Linked DNA regions of Homo sapiens: region 2 is linked to region 1. Evidence: chromatin loops called from intact Hi-C (ENCODE). Cell type or tissue: Caco-2. All regions are shown on one strand. Links, peaks and the distances in the headings refer to the core of each region. The heading gives the core; the rest is flanking DNA. Region 1 has its middle 6.6 kb from the start of SLC37A2. Region 2 overlaps CCDC15 (coiled-coil domain containing 15).

Region 1 (8,677 bases), core at 247-8,246:
TTTAGATTGCAAATTAGCATGCCTTCTTTATTGCTAAACCTGAGGATTAGGTGATGCCTGTGTTTAAATCCTTCCTGGTTCAAAGCTGTAGGTACCCACATCCAACAAGTTACACCCATCTTATCACATTGCCAGAATTGAGTTATGGTTCAGCTGGAGGAAGAGGACATGTCTGTCCTTTTTTGCCAGGTGGGCACAGTGTTTTCTCTAATGAGTTCAAAGCATTTGGCATACACATGATCAATACCACTTTTTCTTTCACACATTAGGACATTACATCCTACACATAAAACGTGACTGTGATACAGCTCTGTCTTTTAGGGCTTAGAGTGTTTTCTCACATGGCTGTAACTCCTTGTTCTTACCTTATAAGTAACTTGGGTCAGGGATGGTAGATAAGGGGGGATCTGAAACAGAGCTAAGACTAAGAGGAGGATGACAAAGATACAAGGCAAGGACCAGGACTGAGCTAAGATTAACAATGGAAAACAGAGCTTGAAGTGGAGCAAGATTGGAACTTGAGCCAACACAATAGGAATCAGTAGTTAACTAGACATGGGTCTCTGAAAACTGTGGAGAGGTGATTTTAACTAGTCTAATAGACTTACATACAGTGGCTCACATTGGAAAAATCCATTCATCAAGGAATGTAATCTGACACAGGTAAACCATAATAGCTGGAGACTGAGTTAATGCTCTGTGAATATGTATTTTTATATGTATTACATTTTCTGAACCCCTGACCTACCTCTTCCTTTTCACTATTAGCAAAATAGAAATGTAGAGATGAATAGCTGTTAATACAGCTTAGTTTGACTCCAGAAGTAGGATATAATTGGATCCATATCACTACTACCTGGCCCACTGAGGCAGCAGGAATAGGGAATTTATTCAGGTTGTGGTATAGCATGTGGTATATAGTTCTGCTGTATGACACACAGGAAGTGGGTTGTGATGCTCATTTCAAGACACATTGCTTTGGATCCATGAGCCACTTATCCCAGTTACCATCACACCTCATGCTTCTGTGTTTCCCAGGAGCCTTTCTTCAGTTGAATAGTTGGGACTGTAAGCCTTGCCAGGTAGGATGGTAGACAGATTCACTGGGATTGGTTCCAAGTTGGGTATTGCCCCTGCATGAATCACACGGGACTGAGTCTGGCCTCTCCTTGGGGACTCTAAAAGCTGGCTAGGTCCATTACCATGAGAGTCCCTTAGGATTAACAGGCCTTTTGTTTGCCTGAAATATTCTTCAAATTCTGAGTCTTAAAATTCTAATAACTCTTAAGGCAAAGTACTAGTAGCATCTGTCTGTGAACACTTAACCTGATTTCTCTCACTCGGAAGCAATTATTCCTGCCCAATTATATAGTATACTAGTTGTAACTATTTAGCATATAGGTTTTCTGAATTATATGATAATGTTTATATATCTTAAAAGATAATTTTCATAAAAAGGTAAGATCATGACTCATACAGATATAAAAATGAACGTGCATTAAACATTTAATTCATGAGGGAAATAAGTAGATGTTTCAACTGGTTCCAAGAAAAAAGGAAAAAAATGCACAAATTTATATAGATAAAAGAATGTTGGATTGGATGTGCAAATGGAGGCAAAACTGATGTTTTTCATATTTATCTACAGTTTGCAGAATTGTTAAACCAAGGAGAACTTTAGGCTAAAATCAGGTCACTTTGGAGGGGTGTCCTCTAGACAATACATTATTTTCCACTGAAACATAAATTTTTTTCTACATCCTCTCCCATTTCGATCAAAATAGTCTGAAAGAAAGACTATGCTTGATCACAAAATAAGGCCGGTCTCATTGGATTGGATCTAACTATAAGTACGGTAAGCATTTTAATTTACCACAAAAGTCTCCTTCAGTTTACATTGCTGGAAGTTTTCATAAGGAATTTCAGATTTAACTTTTAAAATACTTGTTAACTGGACTGTGTATTTGTTCATAGTGCATCTGTTTTCAACGTGATTGGATTGTTAAATTTTGAGGTGTGTGTGTGTGTGTGTGTGTGTGTGTGTGTGTGTGTGCGTGCCTTAAATTTCATTCTGTGCAGTAGACGAGGACTTGATAAGACAATAACATGAAAGAAACTGAAGTGTTTTCTGGCTTTTCTAGAGATATCTGGGCATGTCCATTTCTCTCTAGCTGAAACTCTGTTATCATAAACTAGGAAGTACTTGTTTCAATTCATTACTAAGAAGGGGGAGAAAAGGTTTAGTAACAGTGATCAGAAAATACTGGACAAGCTGAACATGGTGGCTCTCACCTGTCATCCCAAGGCTGAGGGGGGAGGATGACTTGAGGCCAGGGGTAGAGACCAGCCTGGGCAACATAGCGAGGCCCCTATCTCTAAAAAGGCAAAAATAAAAAAAAAAATTAATTGGGCATGATGGTACATTCCTGTAGTTCCAGCTACCCAGGAGGCTGAGATGAGAGGATCACTTGAGCCCAGGACTTCGAGGCTGCAGTGAGCTATGATAGCACCACTGCCCTCCAGCCTAGGTGGCAGAGAAAGATCCTGTCTCTAAAACAAATTATTTTAATTAAAAAAAAGGAAAGAAAATAGAAATTACTAAGGCATGCTTTGGCATACAGTGAACATTTGGATGTTAATTTTGAAGAAAGAAACATTTGGGCTTGAGAATGAGTTTCTAAGAAGGTAGAGTGGATCAGCACTCTTTTCCCAGAAATTTCCATCTTGATCTTGATTCCTGACTCTTGTAGCCTGTTCTTCGTATATTTTACAATAAGGAATGCCAACAGTGTACTAGGAGCCAGGGCTCTCAGGCTAGTGTTACAGAGTTGTAGGGAAATTCTAGGATGAAGTTTTTGCTGGGACAAAGCAGATGAAAGAGTTGAGTTTTTCCAGATCTGGAGCTTACCTGTTGGGGATGCTGTAGACATCTAGAGGCAGCAGGGATATCTTCAGTCTTTATTGTGTAGTGCTGGTTTGTTTATTCAGACCTTCTTTAATCTTACTAATAAAACTCTTCACTTGAAGACCTTTCAGTCCTTGCCTGTGAAAGGCATGATTGTTCTTCTTGAAGTCACATGCTTTTGATTTCTAAACCCATTTCCATTTTCATTTGTTCAACCTGTTCTCCCTGTTTCATTCCTCTTGCTTCACGATGTTACAATAAGAATGCATTCCTAGTTGTAGACCTAAGGAGCAGTGTAAGGCAGGGAGGCATTCCCACAACTTCCTTGAGCCTATCTTAGGCTTAATTAAGCCTATCATAGGCTTAATTGGTCACAGGGACAGAGGTTAGTCCCAAATGATAAGAAGGAATCTGTTTCTACAAATGGAGTGGCCCTTGGGGAGAGCTTCTGTCTCATCTTTCCACCAGCATCACTGTGTGAACCAGGCATGTCTGTTCTCTGCAAGTTAAATTTGTTTGTCTGAGTAGTAGGGAGGAGTATTATCTCCTAGCCGTCTAGAGGTGCCGATGAAGCTGTTCGATAAAAGCAGAGTTACACGTTTAAAAAAATAGCTCAACATCGCTGATCACTAAAAAAATGCAAATCAAAACCACAATGAGATACCATCTCATGCCAGTCAGAATGGCTATTATTAAAATGTCAAAAAACAACAGATGCTGGCAAGATTGCAGAGAAAAAAAGAACGCTTTTGCACTGCTGATGGGAGTATAAATTAGTTCAACCATTGTGGAAGACAGTATGGCAATTCCTCAAAGACCTACAGACAGAAATACCATTTGACCCAGCAATCCCATTACTAGGTATATACCCAAAGGAATATAAATCATTCTATTATAAAGATACATGCACAGGTATGTTCATTGTAGCACTATTCACAATAGCAAAGGCATGAAATCAACCCAAATGCCCATCAATGATAGACTGGATAAAGAAAATTTGGTACATACGCACTATGGAATACTATGCAGCCATAAAAAGGAACAAGATCATGTCCTTTGCAGGAACATGGATGGAGCTGGAGGCCATTATCCTCAGCAAACTAATGCAGGAACAGAAACCCAAACACTGCATGTTCTCACTTACAAGTGGGAGCTGAATGATGAGAACACAGGGACACATGGCAAGAACAACACACACTGGGGCCTGTCAGAGGCGGGGTGGGGGCTGGGGGTGGCACTGGCTGGGTGTGGAGGGAGAACACCAGGGGGAATAGCTGGGCTTAATCCTTAGGTGAGGGGATGATCTGTACAGCAAACCACCATGGCACACATTTACCTATGTAACAACCTTGCACATCCTTCACATGTACCCCTGAGCTTAAAAGTTGAAGAAAAAAAACGAGTATCGTAACTTGGAATCCAAGGCACAGTACTGAAATCTGTATTGCTAGTGAGGTACTTGAGTTAATATGGGCAGCTGACCATGCTGCTCCATAGCATATTCTCCAAAGGAAAGATTTCTACTTAAAAAGTAAATTTCTCCCATCCTGTTTCTGGAATTAGAAAACTGAGAACTACTAAAAGGAAATTAAAGTTGACAGAGCTTTTATATATATAAGACTTTTATAAACTAAGGATAGATTCACGGGGAGTTACAAAAACAGTTCAGAGGCGTCCTGGTACCTCTTACCTAGTTTTCCCCAGTGATTACATTTGACATAACCGTAGTACAGTATGTGTGTGTCTGCTATTTTATCACATGCATTGATTTGCGTAAACACCAATGCAAACAAAATACAGAACTATTCTGTCACCACAAAGACCTCCCTTGTGTTACCCCTATAAAGTTACACCCCTCTCAACCACCACCTTCCTTAACTCCAGTCCATCTCTAATCCCTTTTCCATTTTTATGATTTTGTCATGTTGAGATTGTTATATAAATGAAATCATACAGTATGTGACCTTTTGAGATTGATTTTTTTTCACTTGGCATAATGCCATTATGTCAATAGTTCATTTCTTTTTATTGTTGAGTAGTATTTCATGGTATGAATGTACCACAATTTGTTTAACTTTATTGAGGGGCATATTGGTTGTTTCCAGTTTTTTGTTATTATAGATAAAGCTGCTATGGACAATTCATGTACAGGTTTTTGTATGGATGGAAATTTTCAGTTATCTGGGATAAAAGCCCAGGAGCACAATAAGTGTATGGTAAGTGTATTTTAGTTTCTTAGGAAAGTGACAGCATGTATTTGGGTAATGTTTTTTATCTACTCTGCCAGGGGTGGCGGGGGGTGAAAGTCCAGGTTTCCTATTTGACCTCTGTTAACATCCCTGGTTCGGGGAGGCAGGGCAGGGCACCTCATTACTGCTTGAAAGGGTGGGAGTTCTGGCTCTCCACTAGGCCTCCATTGATATCGCCCTGTATGGGCTCCTTACTGCTCCCCATGTGACCTCCATGACACCTTGGTGGTTGGGGTGGGGCGCTCTTTACCATTGGAAGGTGGTGAAAGTCCTGCTTTCCCACTTGGAGTTCTCTGACACCAGCCAGGCGGTGGGCGGGGGGGCACCCCTCATTACAGCCAGGTGCAAGTGGAAGTCTAGGTTCCCCACTGGCCTTTGCTGATAAGGTGGGGTGGGGCTGCAGTGTTTTCTATGAGGTTTAGTTGGAGCAGGGTGGTTATTGCCACGCTACCCCTTCCTTGGTCCTGTGGCTAGACAGAGCCAGCATTTCTGAGAGCTTTGGTGTTCTGTCTGTGTCATTGGTGCTTCTGGATTTGCTGGCTTCTTCAGCACCCAGTCCGGGATATATGAAGCCAAGAGCAAACCCAGATAACTCACCACTGTCTTTCCTTAGATCTCAAGGTCCCTCGCTGATCTGTCTTCTCTCCACTTTTCAGAGTTTTCTTATGCTTGCTTTATATATAATGTCAATGGTTTTTAACGGTACCTAGCAAGAAGAATAGAGAGAAGTGTATCTCTTCTATCTTCATCCAGAACTGGAAGTCTGACAAAGCCCTGTTAAATGGCCATTTCTCCTCTGAAAACATAAATCTGATCCTGTCTTCACCCTTAAAGCTGTCTTATAGCACCCAACTGTCTAAAGAATACAGTTCCAACCTGTTATTGTTGACATTGAAGGTTCTTCACTATCTCACCACATGTAATAAGTCATATCTTCTGCAGCTCCCCACCTTGCACATGTACTCACCAGCTACAAAGAATGTCTTATGCACCATTTCTTCAATGTACCATGCTTTTTCATGGTTCCTTATTTTGCACATGCAATTTTCCGGTTCCACCTTTCTCCTCTTCACTTGGTATGCACTAAGCTGTTCTTCAAATCTAGTTCTTATGTTGTCTACAGTAAGCCTTCTGAGACTCTCCTGGAGTTATTTGATCAGTGCCACCATATCAGCATGAACATTTTCTTGTTTATATAACCTATTTCTTGTTTGAGTTGATCTCTTCTGCCAAGCTTTTGAAGTGGGATTATCTCTATACATCTCTGTCCCCTTTGACTGTAAATTCTTTGGGATTAGGGACTGTGTCTGTCTGTTTTTTTTTTTTTTTTTTTTTTTTGAGACGGAGTCTTGCTCTGTCGCCCAGGCTGGAGTGCAGTGGCGCGATCTTGGCTCACTGCAAGCTCCACCCTCTGGGTTCACGCCATTCTCCTGCCTCAGCCTCCCGAGTAGCTGGGACTACAGTCACCCGCCACCACACCTTGCTAATTTTTTTTTTATACTTTTTTTTTTAGTAGAGATGGGGTTTCACCGTGTTAGCCAGGATGGTCTCGATCGACCTGGTGATCTGCCCACCTTAGCCTCCCAAAGTGCTGGGATTACAGGTGTGAGCCACCGTGCCTGGCCTGTCTTTTTCATTAATGTATCCTCAGCACATAGCACTGTGCTTGGCACATAGTTGTCACTTAACAAATGTTTGTTTGTTTGTTTATTTATTTATTGAGACGGAGTCTTGCTGTGTCTCCCAGGCTGGAGTGCAGTGGCACGATCTCGGCTCACTGAAACCTCTGCCTCCTGGGTTCAAGCGATTCTGCTGCCTCAGCCTCCTGAGTAGCTGGGATTACAGGCGTGTGCCAGCATGTCTGGCTAATTTTTGTATTTTTAGAAGAGGAGGGTTTCATCTTGTTGGCCATGCTGGTTTTGAACTCCTGACCTCAGGTGATCCTCCCGCCTTGGCCTCCCAAAGTGCTGGGATTACAGGCAACAAATATTTATTAAGCAAGTAAATGAATGGTTACTTTCAGATACTAGAACAACTAAACATTGTCCCCAGCTGTGTGACCAGGCTGAGACTACCTCACTTTTGTCATTACCATATATTCCTTTTAATTTTTCCTCTAAACAAGGTGACTTTGGGAAATTTTCATAATTTAACCATTTCTTCATCCTTCTCCTCTCTTCCTAAGGACTACTGGCTGTCAGGCTGTCTTTGTATATACCTGTTGTCACTACTGGTATCCTAAGGAGGTTGACCATTTGAAAGCAGGGCTGCCCTGTTGGTTGACTGATAGGTCTCCAAAGCCCACTCTTCAGGCCATTATGAACCATCAATCTAGTCTTCAGTACATTGAAACCCTACTTTTGGCCAGTTATATAAGGGCTGGGATGTTCTTTGCTAAGCATTCCAGAAGTTTGACTTCTATTGAGAAATAAGATATTTTTGAATACCTTTGGTCACCTTGCTTATCTATCTTTTGACTGTTAGCTGGGAAGAATTTAGTAGTAATTCTTAGTGAGATTTCAGCATCCAACATATTTAAGACAATAACTTCTTTCATTTTTATGACACTCTACTCAAGCCATACATACATCCTTGTGAACCCCAAATTATTCAGCACGTATTACCACAAAGCTTACAATAACTCAGTGGGTTAAGTTGTATATATATACACACATACACAGATACACACACAAGCACATTATATTAAGGATTTTGCAGTCAAAAATATATTTTGTTATACCCATTGATCCTTTTTAAGAATTTTGATCCTTTAACCCCTATATTTTGTTCTCATTTATGACAGTCATTGGTTTCTGTCAGCTGCAGTCAATATCTGACCCTAATACCATATATATTAGCTCCTGCACACATAATTGCTCCATTTGCAAAACCTATTTAATATGGCCAGGCACTGTTGTACTTTTTGTATGCACATATGTTTTGATTCTTACAGCACTCTGTAAGGTGGGTGCTGTTACACACATTTTACAGAGGAGGGAACTGAGGCTTAGTGAAGTAGTAAGTATCTTGACCAGGCTTGGTTCTGACTCCAAGCCAATGTTCTTTTTACTGCACCACTCCGCCTCTCCATCAAAAGGCCTACTATGAAATTGAATATTTAAAAGATTGAATAATTACAATTTATCCTAATATCCCAGTTCTTACCCCCTTGATCAAGACTGGTCTTGATTGTATTACCAAAAAATATGCTTTTCTCTGTTTAGTAAGACAGGAGTGGAAGGAGGCAAATGTGTTCAAAAAATGATGCTTGTGGATGTGTTAAAATTTTGGAGTTCTGTTACCTAGTGGCTTATTCTCATGTCATTTGTCCTCAAAGACTTTCTTAAGCATTCAGATCCTTCTGTCCCTTTGAAGAAAACAGGGAAGACACTTGTTATCGTGTCTTAAAGGGCATAAAACACCAACTGGCTACCCCAACAGTCCTGTGGGTGGTCATGGAACTTACTAGCAGTAGGGACTGGTATTTGATGGGTAAAATGGCTTCTTTCTCACAAGTGTCTCA
Region 2 (8,677 bases), core at 251-8,250, 86 kb before region 1:
GTTAATATTGTTATGTGTGAATTTGGTCCTGTCATTATAATGTTAGCTGGTTATTTTTCCCATTAGTTGATGCAGTTTCTTCCTAGCATCGATGGTCTTTACAATTTGGCATGTTTTTGCAGTGGCTGGTACTGGTTGTTCCTTTCCATGTTTAGTGCTTCCTTCAGGAGCTCTTGTAAGGCAGGCCTGGTGGGGAGAAAATCTCTCAGCATTTGCTTCTCTGTAAAGGATTTTATTTCTTCACTTTTGAAGCTTAGTTTGGCTGGATATGAAATTCCGGGTTGAAAATTCTTTTCTATAAGAATGTTGAATATTGGCCCCCACTCTCTTCTGGCTTGTAGAGTTTCTGCCGAGAGATCCGCTGTTAGTCTGATGGGCTTCCCTTTGTGGGTAACCCGACCTTCTCTGGCTGACCTTAACATTTTTTCCTTCATTTCAACCTTGGTGAATCTGACAATTATGTGTTTTGGGGTTGCTCTTCTCGAGGAGTATCTTTGTGGTGTTTTCTGTATTTCCTGAATTTAAAGGTTGACCTGCCTTGCTAGGTTGGGGAAGTTCTCCTGGATAATATCTTGACGACTGTTTTCCAACTTGGTTCCATTCTCGCTGTCACTTTCAGGTACACCAATCAAACATAGATTTGGTCTTTTCACATAGTCCCATATTTCTTGGAGGCTTTGTTCATTTCTTTTTATTCTTTTTTCTCTAAACTTCTCACTTCATTTCATTAATTTGATCTTCAGTCACTGATACCCTTTCTTCCACTTGATCAAATTGGCTACTGAAGCTTGTGCATTCGTCACGTAGTTCTCGTGCATGGTTTTCAGCTCCATCAGGTCATTTAAGATCTTCTCTACACTGTTTATTCTAGTTAGCCATTCGTCTAATCTTTTTTCAAGGGTTTTAGCTTCCTTGCGATGGGTTCAAACATCCTCCTTTAGCTCGGAGAAGTTTGTCATTATTGACCTTCTGAAGCCTACTTCTGCCAACTAGTCAAAGTCATTCTCCATCCAGCTTTGTTCCGTTGCTGGCGAGGAGCTGTGATCCTTTGGAGGAGAAGAAGTGCTCTGGTTTTTAGAATTTTCAGCTTTTCTGCTCTGGTTTCTCCCCATCTTTGTGGTTTTATTTACCTTTGGTCTTTGATGATGGTGACCTACAGATGGAGTTTTGGTGTGGATGTCCTTTTTGTTGATGTTGATGCTATTCCTTTCTGTTTGTTAGTTTTCCTTCTAACAGTCAGGTCCCTCAGCTGCAGGTCTGTTGGAGTTTGCTGGAGGTCCACTCCAGATCCTGTTTGCCTGGGTATCACCAGTGGAGGCTGCAGAACAGCAAATATTGCAGAACAGCAAATATTGCTGCCTGATCCTTCCTCTGGAAGCTTCGTCTCAGAGGGCACCTGGCTGTGTGAGGTGTCAGTCGGTCCCTACTGGGAGGTGTCTCCCAGTTAGGCTACAGGAGGGTCAGGAACCCACTTGAGGAGGCAGTATGTCCGTTCTCAGAGCTCAAACTTCATGCTGGGAGAACCACTGCTCTCTTCAGAGCTGTCAGACAGGGACGTTTAAGTCTGCAGAAGTTTCTGCTGCCTTTTGTTCAGCTATGCCCTGACCCTGGAGGTGGAGTCTACAGAGGCAGACAGGCCTCGTTGAGCTGCAGTGGGCTCCACCCAGTTCGAGCTTCCTAGACACTTTGTTTACCTACTGAAGCCTCAGGAATGGCGGACGCCCCTCCTCCAGCCAGGCTGCTGCCTCGCAGTTTAATCTCGGACTGCTGCGCTAGCAGTGAGCAAGGCTCTGTGGGTGTGGGACCTGCCAAGCCAGGTGCGGGGTATAATCTCTTGGTGTGCCATTTGCTAAGACTGTTGGAAAAGCGCAGTATTAGGGCGGGAGTGTCCCGATTTTCCAGGTACCATCTGTCATGGCTTCCCTTGGCTAGGAAAGGGAAATCCCCCGACTGCTTGCACTTCCTGGGTGAGGCGATGCCCCACCCTGCTTCGGTTCACCCTCCGTAGGCTGCACCCACTGTCCAGCCAGTCCCAAGGAGATGACAGGTAGCTCAGTTGGAAATGCAGAAATCTACCTGTCTTCTGCGTCGATCACGCTGGGAGCTGCAGACCGGAGCTGTTCCTATTCAGCCATCTTGGAATGGACCCCCCAATTCTTTTTATATTATCTCCATATGTGGCCATCTAATTCCTGCCACAACACCTCCACTATTGGACAACTCATTACTTTTTCAGACTGATCATTTTATTTTTAGAAGACTTGAAATTATTGCAACTATTTTTTCAACATGTTGAGTCAAAAATCTTCCTCCCTATAACTTTTATCCATTGGTCTTAATTTTGCCCTCTCAGGTAATAAAAAATAAGATAGCATCTGAGAGCACTTCAAGTATTTGATTATAGTTATCATTTTTCTTTTTTGGGTTTCTATATTCCTAATGCCTTATTGATTTCTTCTGAATACTATTTTGTTTTTCAATATTCTTCTGAAATAGGACCTCAAAAACAACACAATACTGTATTTTAAATATGATTTGGCCACTAGTGCTCTTAATCCGCACCCCTTACCTCACCCTCTGCTTGATAATACTTGGTATTACCTACTTGTTCAAAGGTCAGTTAAGATTAGTTGCCTAAAGGTAGGAGCTAGAATTGTAGACTGGAAGAAATTTCAAGTGTCTTATAATATATAGAACCAGTATTTTGTTTTCATTAGGACTGATATTTATCTTTAGGGATTCAGTTTCTGTGATGTCCCTTGAAAGCGGCATTTTGGTGAGGAATTGAAGAACAACTGATCATTGTTTTAGTCTTACCATATAATAACTTTTTATTGATCTGTCCCTATTCAGTTTGCTACTGTTTTCTAGCATGGTTTATTCCAGCTTTTTGTTTCTCACTGAATCTTTTACTATCTTATTTCTATTTTTATTCTCTCTTTACAGTGCTAGTTTTCCAGCTTTTTAAAACCATGGAAATAATTACTTTTTGTAGTAAAGCTTTAAGTAATGTGAAATAGCCTGCTAAATTCTTGTAATCTACCATTGAAAAAACTAGTATTTCAGTCAGACACTTTTGCCTGCAAGAACTCAGGCTAACCCAAACAAGGGGAAAGTTTATTTGAAGAATACACATGGGTTAATAAGGGAAGAATCAGAATCTCACACAAATCCAAACTCCTTTGAGGAATGCAACTGGAGAGTTTTTCTGGATGTGAGTTTTTCTGGATGTGAGCTCCAGTGACCCCAAGAGCATGAGATATTTGATCTTCACACTAATATTTAATCAGTAGCTTGATTGATTCAGTTCTTCTCATAGGGTGACCAACCTTCCCTATTGGTCTAAGATCGAGGGGTTTCCAGGACATGGGACTTTTCAGTGCTAAAACTGAGACAGTTCTAGGTAAACTAGTATAGTTGGTCACCTTGTTTCTACATGTATGCTTCCCTCTTATTTTCTCATTTCTCTACCATTAACTGGTATTGTCATCTCCTCATCACAGCTTCATAACTTTGGTATACTTGAGGACCCGTTAGCCTCTTTTTTCCAGTTTAGGACCTTTTATGTTCAAGTCCTCTCTCTAACTTTTCTCTGGATATTTCCTAGTTTATTATCTGAGGTAAGGAATATTTATTGGCCCAGCTTGCCTTTTTGCATTAGGTCTACATTACTGGCCATCTTATAGATTGATAGCAATTGTGACAAAAGAAAGATAATGCAACTCGCTGCATTGCACTGGGATTCATGGGCTATAAAAAGTGGCTCATGTGAGTTCAACTTTTAATGTATGGTATTTTCTGGCCACTGAAAAGTCTAACACATTTAAAAATCAGTATGATATCATTTGCAAATAAACTACATTATACTTGAATAGAATTCAACTTTGATTAGATTTTTATGGCCTTAACAATACACTTTACATTGGTATTAGTCCTCCATGATAATAAAGTAGGTAAAATTCTATAAATATTAGATCTCATCTATACTCTTTTCCCATGACCTACATAGTATTACTAATTGTTTTGTTTATACAGTTACATGTAAATTCTATCTTATTCTTGATTGGCTAAAAAATTACACAAACAAGTTAAAAAGAACTGAAGAAAATATGAACAGTGTCCTAGTTAGATATCTATATTTCTCAAATTTTATCCTTCATATTTGCTTGATGCTTTAAATTTTACTATCTAATCATAGTTTGCTTTAGATTTTAAGATTTAAATCTCAAAATTTATATATTACAATTTTCGTTTTGTTACAAAGAAGTGCTTTTGCTAATTGTTAAAGTTATGTTTCTGTGTGCAAAATAGACATTTTTTTTGGTGTGCAGAAGACATTGCATCAAGGCCTATTTTTATTTGACATATTACTACACAACCCTTGCTCCAGTCAGCTAAGGCTAGGGAGGAAGTTGCCTAAGGCCGCCCCTTTAATAGGGCTTGTAGGCCTGGCAGTATTCCTTAGAAGGCACTGTGATTGGTTGTCTGGTATACCTGGGATATAGTCTCTAGGGGTCAGTGCAAGCAAAGTTTTGTTGGCAATGGTTTGTTAGTTAGGAAAACTAACAAACAGAAAGGAATAGCATCGACATCAACAAAAAGGACATCCACACCAAAACCCCATCTGTAGGTCACCATCATCAAAGACCAAAGGTAGATAAAACCACAAAGATGTGGAGAAACCAGAGCAGAAAAGCTGAAAATTCTAAAAACCAGGGCATCTCTTCTCCAAAGGGTCACAGCTCCTCGCCAGCAACAGAACAAAGCTGGATGGAGAATGACTTTGATGAGTTGACAGAAGTAGGCTTCAGAAGGTCGGTAATAACAAACTGCTCCAAGCTAAAATTTAGGCCCATGTTCTGTAGGATATTCCTGAGGTCTGATATATGTACATATGTATTTATATATGCAATATGAGAACCAAAAATGCATTTATATGTTTATGTTGTTCATGAGAGGAAGCTTTTTGAGGGATATTGTCTGGGATTTTTTTTCTCATTTTTTACACTGAGTTTTATTGAAAGTATATATGTACATAGTTTGAACAAGTAAAGTAAATAGTTGCATGCATTGTTATTAAAAAAGATAAGTACTTTGCACATTTCCTCATCTTCCTCAGAAGCAACTATTTGCATTCTTTTAGTTTTGTCTTTTGGTGTTAATATTCATATTTCTGAGCAACATGCTAGTAATACTCCTTCTTAATTAAAAAAAATTTAGGCATTTTTTATTGATTTACCACTAGGAAGGATGAGGATTTATTCCTCTTTCTCTCCCCTGCCACCACTACACATGCACTCTTTCCACTCCCGTCCTCTCTTTATAGTTATATTGTAATTTTGCTTAGATCTATATTAAACATTTATGTTGTTATGACTATATAAACATTAGTCACAGCTGATCTATGAGTAAACTATGATTATGTTTCCGTCTATGTATGGCTTTTTGTTTTATCTGGAGTTATATTGATTTTTCATTTGCTAGGTTTTCTATTTATCTAATTATTTATCTAATTATGAGTAATTCATCTTCATCAGGGAATCTAAGCCTTAGAGATTTAATCGTAGTCTGTTAATAACAGTTAACTACAAAAGAATCAATAGTGTGCCTAAGGTTCTAGATAGAAAAGACTTTTGGTCAAATTTTATGTTTTGAGTATTTACACACATACAACACATGCACATATGCATATGTACATTTAAACATATATGTAAGTATACATACAAATGTATATATATACCACAGACATTCACACAATTACATATATATGTAATGACCAACATCATCTTGCAGAGAAATGTGCTTATCTACTTGTTTATTTGAATTATTGCATAATTTAATTTATAATATCCCCCTGGGTTCTATGTTTTTGTTAAATTGCTTGTTAACATTAACTTTAGTCTTTGTATTAGTTTCTGGTGGCTGCTGTAACACATTACCTCAAAGTTAATAACTTAAAAAATTACAGAAATTTATTATCTCTCAGTTCTGGAGGCCAGAAGTCCAGAATCCACTTCACTAAACCAAAACGAAGGTGTCCTCAGGGCTGTGCTCCATCCTCAGGTTCTAGGGGAAAGTTTGTTTCTTGACATTTCCAGCTTTTGGTGTCTGCTGGCATTCCTTTTCTTGTGGCTGCATCACATCAATTTCTGCATGCCATTTTCACATCACCTCCTTTTCTGTATGTTGAATCTTCCTCTACCTCTCTCGTAAGGACACTTTTGATGGCATTTAGGACCCGTATGGATAATCCAGGATTATCTTCTCAATGTCCTTAAGATCTCAAGATCCTTAACTTAATCACATTTGCAAAGGCCCTTTTTTCTTATAAAGTAATATTTACAGGTTCTAGGGATTAACACCTGGTATCTTTGGGTGGCCATTATTCACCCAATGACAGTCCTCAAAGCATGTCATTGAAAAAGCCTTTCCAAGATTGAGGCTTGGTGAAGGGTTATGGTAACTACAGAGAAACAGAAGAAAAATAATGTATATTCTAGCTTTTGGAGCAGTTGAAATATCCTGCTTAAGGGCCTATAATCAATGTGACTCTAATAGAGGTTTGGACTTGATGGGAAATGAAAATTCTGAATCCCTATTTCAAATTTGTTACAATGGGGATTTTTGAATCCTTGGTCACATGGTGCAGGGTAATAACACCTACCTTAAGTGTCAATGAATAAAAGGAGGCATAGTCATGGGGCTATTTTTTTTTTTTTATAATTTCAACTACACATATCTCTTTTTGCATTGTGAACAGCTCTATCTTGATTCCCTTTGGCCACTCCGCAGCTGACCAAATCTAGAAGTCTTCCGCTTGGCAAAACAAAGAGTAGTATGTTTCAATCTGATTTCTCTGGACAGAGTTATAGACCTCTGAAAACAAGCTTAAATAGAGGTGATGTGCTGTAAAAAAATCTGGGCTGGTAGAGTAGAGTGTTTTCATCCTTAGGTAATTATTAATAAAGCCATAAAATTTATTTTATTTTTTTTTAAGACAGAGTCTTGCTCTGTCGTCCAGGTTAGGGTGCGGTGGCGCAATCTTGGCTCACTGCAGCCTTGAACTCCAGGCTCAAGCAATCCTTCCACCTCTCCTACCTCAGCCTCTTGAGTAACAGACTACAGGCGTGTGCCACTACAGCAAATTTTTTTTGTATTTTCTGTAGAGAAGTCATAACCATCATTTCTCTTCAAGGGATAATTGATATTATTAAACTTCCAATGAGTGGATTAGTAGCGATCTTGGCTTTGCCATAATTTTACTGACTAGTACAGGATATACTTTTCCTCCACGTGATACAGTGCTTATCTTTATTTTTCAATTTTAATTTTAATTTATTTATTTTTTTAAGATGGAGTCTCTGTTGCCCAGGCTGGAGTGCAGTGGCGCTATCTCGTCTCACTGCAGCCTCTGCCTCCTGGGTTCAAGCAGTTCTCCCGCCTCAGCCTCCTGAGTAGCTGGGATTACAGGTGTGCACCACCATGCCCGGCTAATTTTTTTATTTTTAGTAGAGATGGGGTTTCACCACATTGGTCAGGCTAGTCTCGGTCTCGAACTCCTGACCTCAGGTGATCCGCCTGCCTTGGCCTCCCAAAGTGCTGGGATTACAGGTGTGAGCCACCACGGCTGGCCTACAGTGCTTATCTTAAAAATGATATATGTTTTATTTGTTTCCCTAATGAGATATTCTTTGCAAATTTGTGAGATATAAAATAGGCTGTGCTTCTCTGAAAAAGAAATCAAAATAGCCGCATACTGAAATTTCTGGAGATAAGGAATGAACACGAAATCAACATTTAATATTAGTAGTCATTTATTAGGTGTTACTTAAAGTAGTTGAAACAAATTGGTTCTTTTGAAATGTTTGAATTTGTGTTCTAAGTTAATTTAGGAAGGCTTCTTGGAGGAAGAGGAAGGGAGATTCAAGAAAAGACTTTAAGTAGCTATGGTCTTCAAATGTTGAGGGTGGTGAAAGGAGTCATGTAAATTGGGGATAAAAGGGCTTTAAGGAAACTAGGAATAGAGTCCTAGCAAGCAGTGATGAAAGCAATTAAGCATATATGGAGCACTTGAAGAAATAACTCCTTATTGACAAAGGTGGATAGAAGGTAAGGAATGTGTCTGGTCAGTGATCTCCAAGTGTATTAATTCAGACTTTAGGTTTTCATATTTTTGTGTACATGCTTTATATAAAGTATACATTATTTCTTAAAAAACAGTTTGAGTAACCGCCCTTAAACCAAGTTACAAAGTACAATCTCTAGAATAATGACAATAATGTTGTACCACACTATCAGCACATCAAAGTCTCCTTTGCAAGTAATCCTGTTGTCTTAGATCTGGCATTTTTTAATAATAGGGACCTGTTTTCCTGTTGGAACACTTAGTGCATTTGGAATTAAAACTTATCCTGCTTTTGTTTGCTTTCTTCCCCCTTTCCCTGGCAGCTTAGTGAAACTATGAAACAGGCACGTCACCGGCTAGCATCCTTTAAAACCGTGATTAAAAAAAAGGGATCAGTGTTTCCAGATGATGGAAGGAAAAGCTTTCTTACCAGAGAGGTAAATTAATTTCTAATACATGATTTAAAAAAATACAGGTAAAAAATACAGATAAAGATTTACTTATATCTCAGCATAATTTAGAACTGTAAAATAATTGGAAATAGCCTTAAAT

What was found. Hi-C counts contacts between places; a loop is a spot of excess contacts. Peaks named below come from ENCODE experiments on the same cell type or tissue, not always from the same donor. Only the 100,000 strongest peaks of a DNase experiment are listed, where the experiment ranks them.
Region 2: a loop joins it to region 1, with 2.8 times the contacts of the local background. A loop is called at or near these places in 7 of 110 quality-filtered maps.

Annotation. Positions count from the first base shown.
Region 1 is chr11:125,052,370-125,061,046 of GRCh38, forward strand. No RefSeq gene overlaps it. Among named protein-coding and RNA genes, the nearest start is that of SLC37A2, 6.6 kb to the right of the region's middle. In Caco-2, for the core only: no CTCF peak of the experiment used is centred there; no DNase peak of the experiment used is centred there.
Region 2 is chr11:124,966,648-124,975,324 of GRCh38, forward strand. CCDC15 (coiled-coil domain containing 15) reads left to right here. Exons shown (of 16, transcript NM_025004.3): 5 at 8,449-8,562. Among named protein-coding and RNA genes, the nearest start is that of CCDC15, 17 kb to the left of the region's middle. In Caco-2, for the core only: no CTCF peak of the experiment used is centred there; a DNase peak (open chromatin) is centred at 4,442.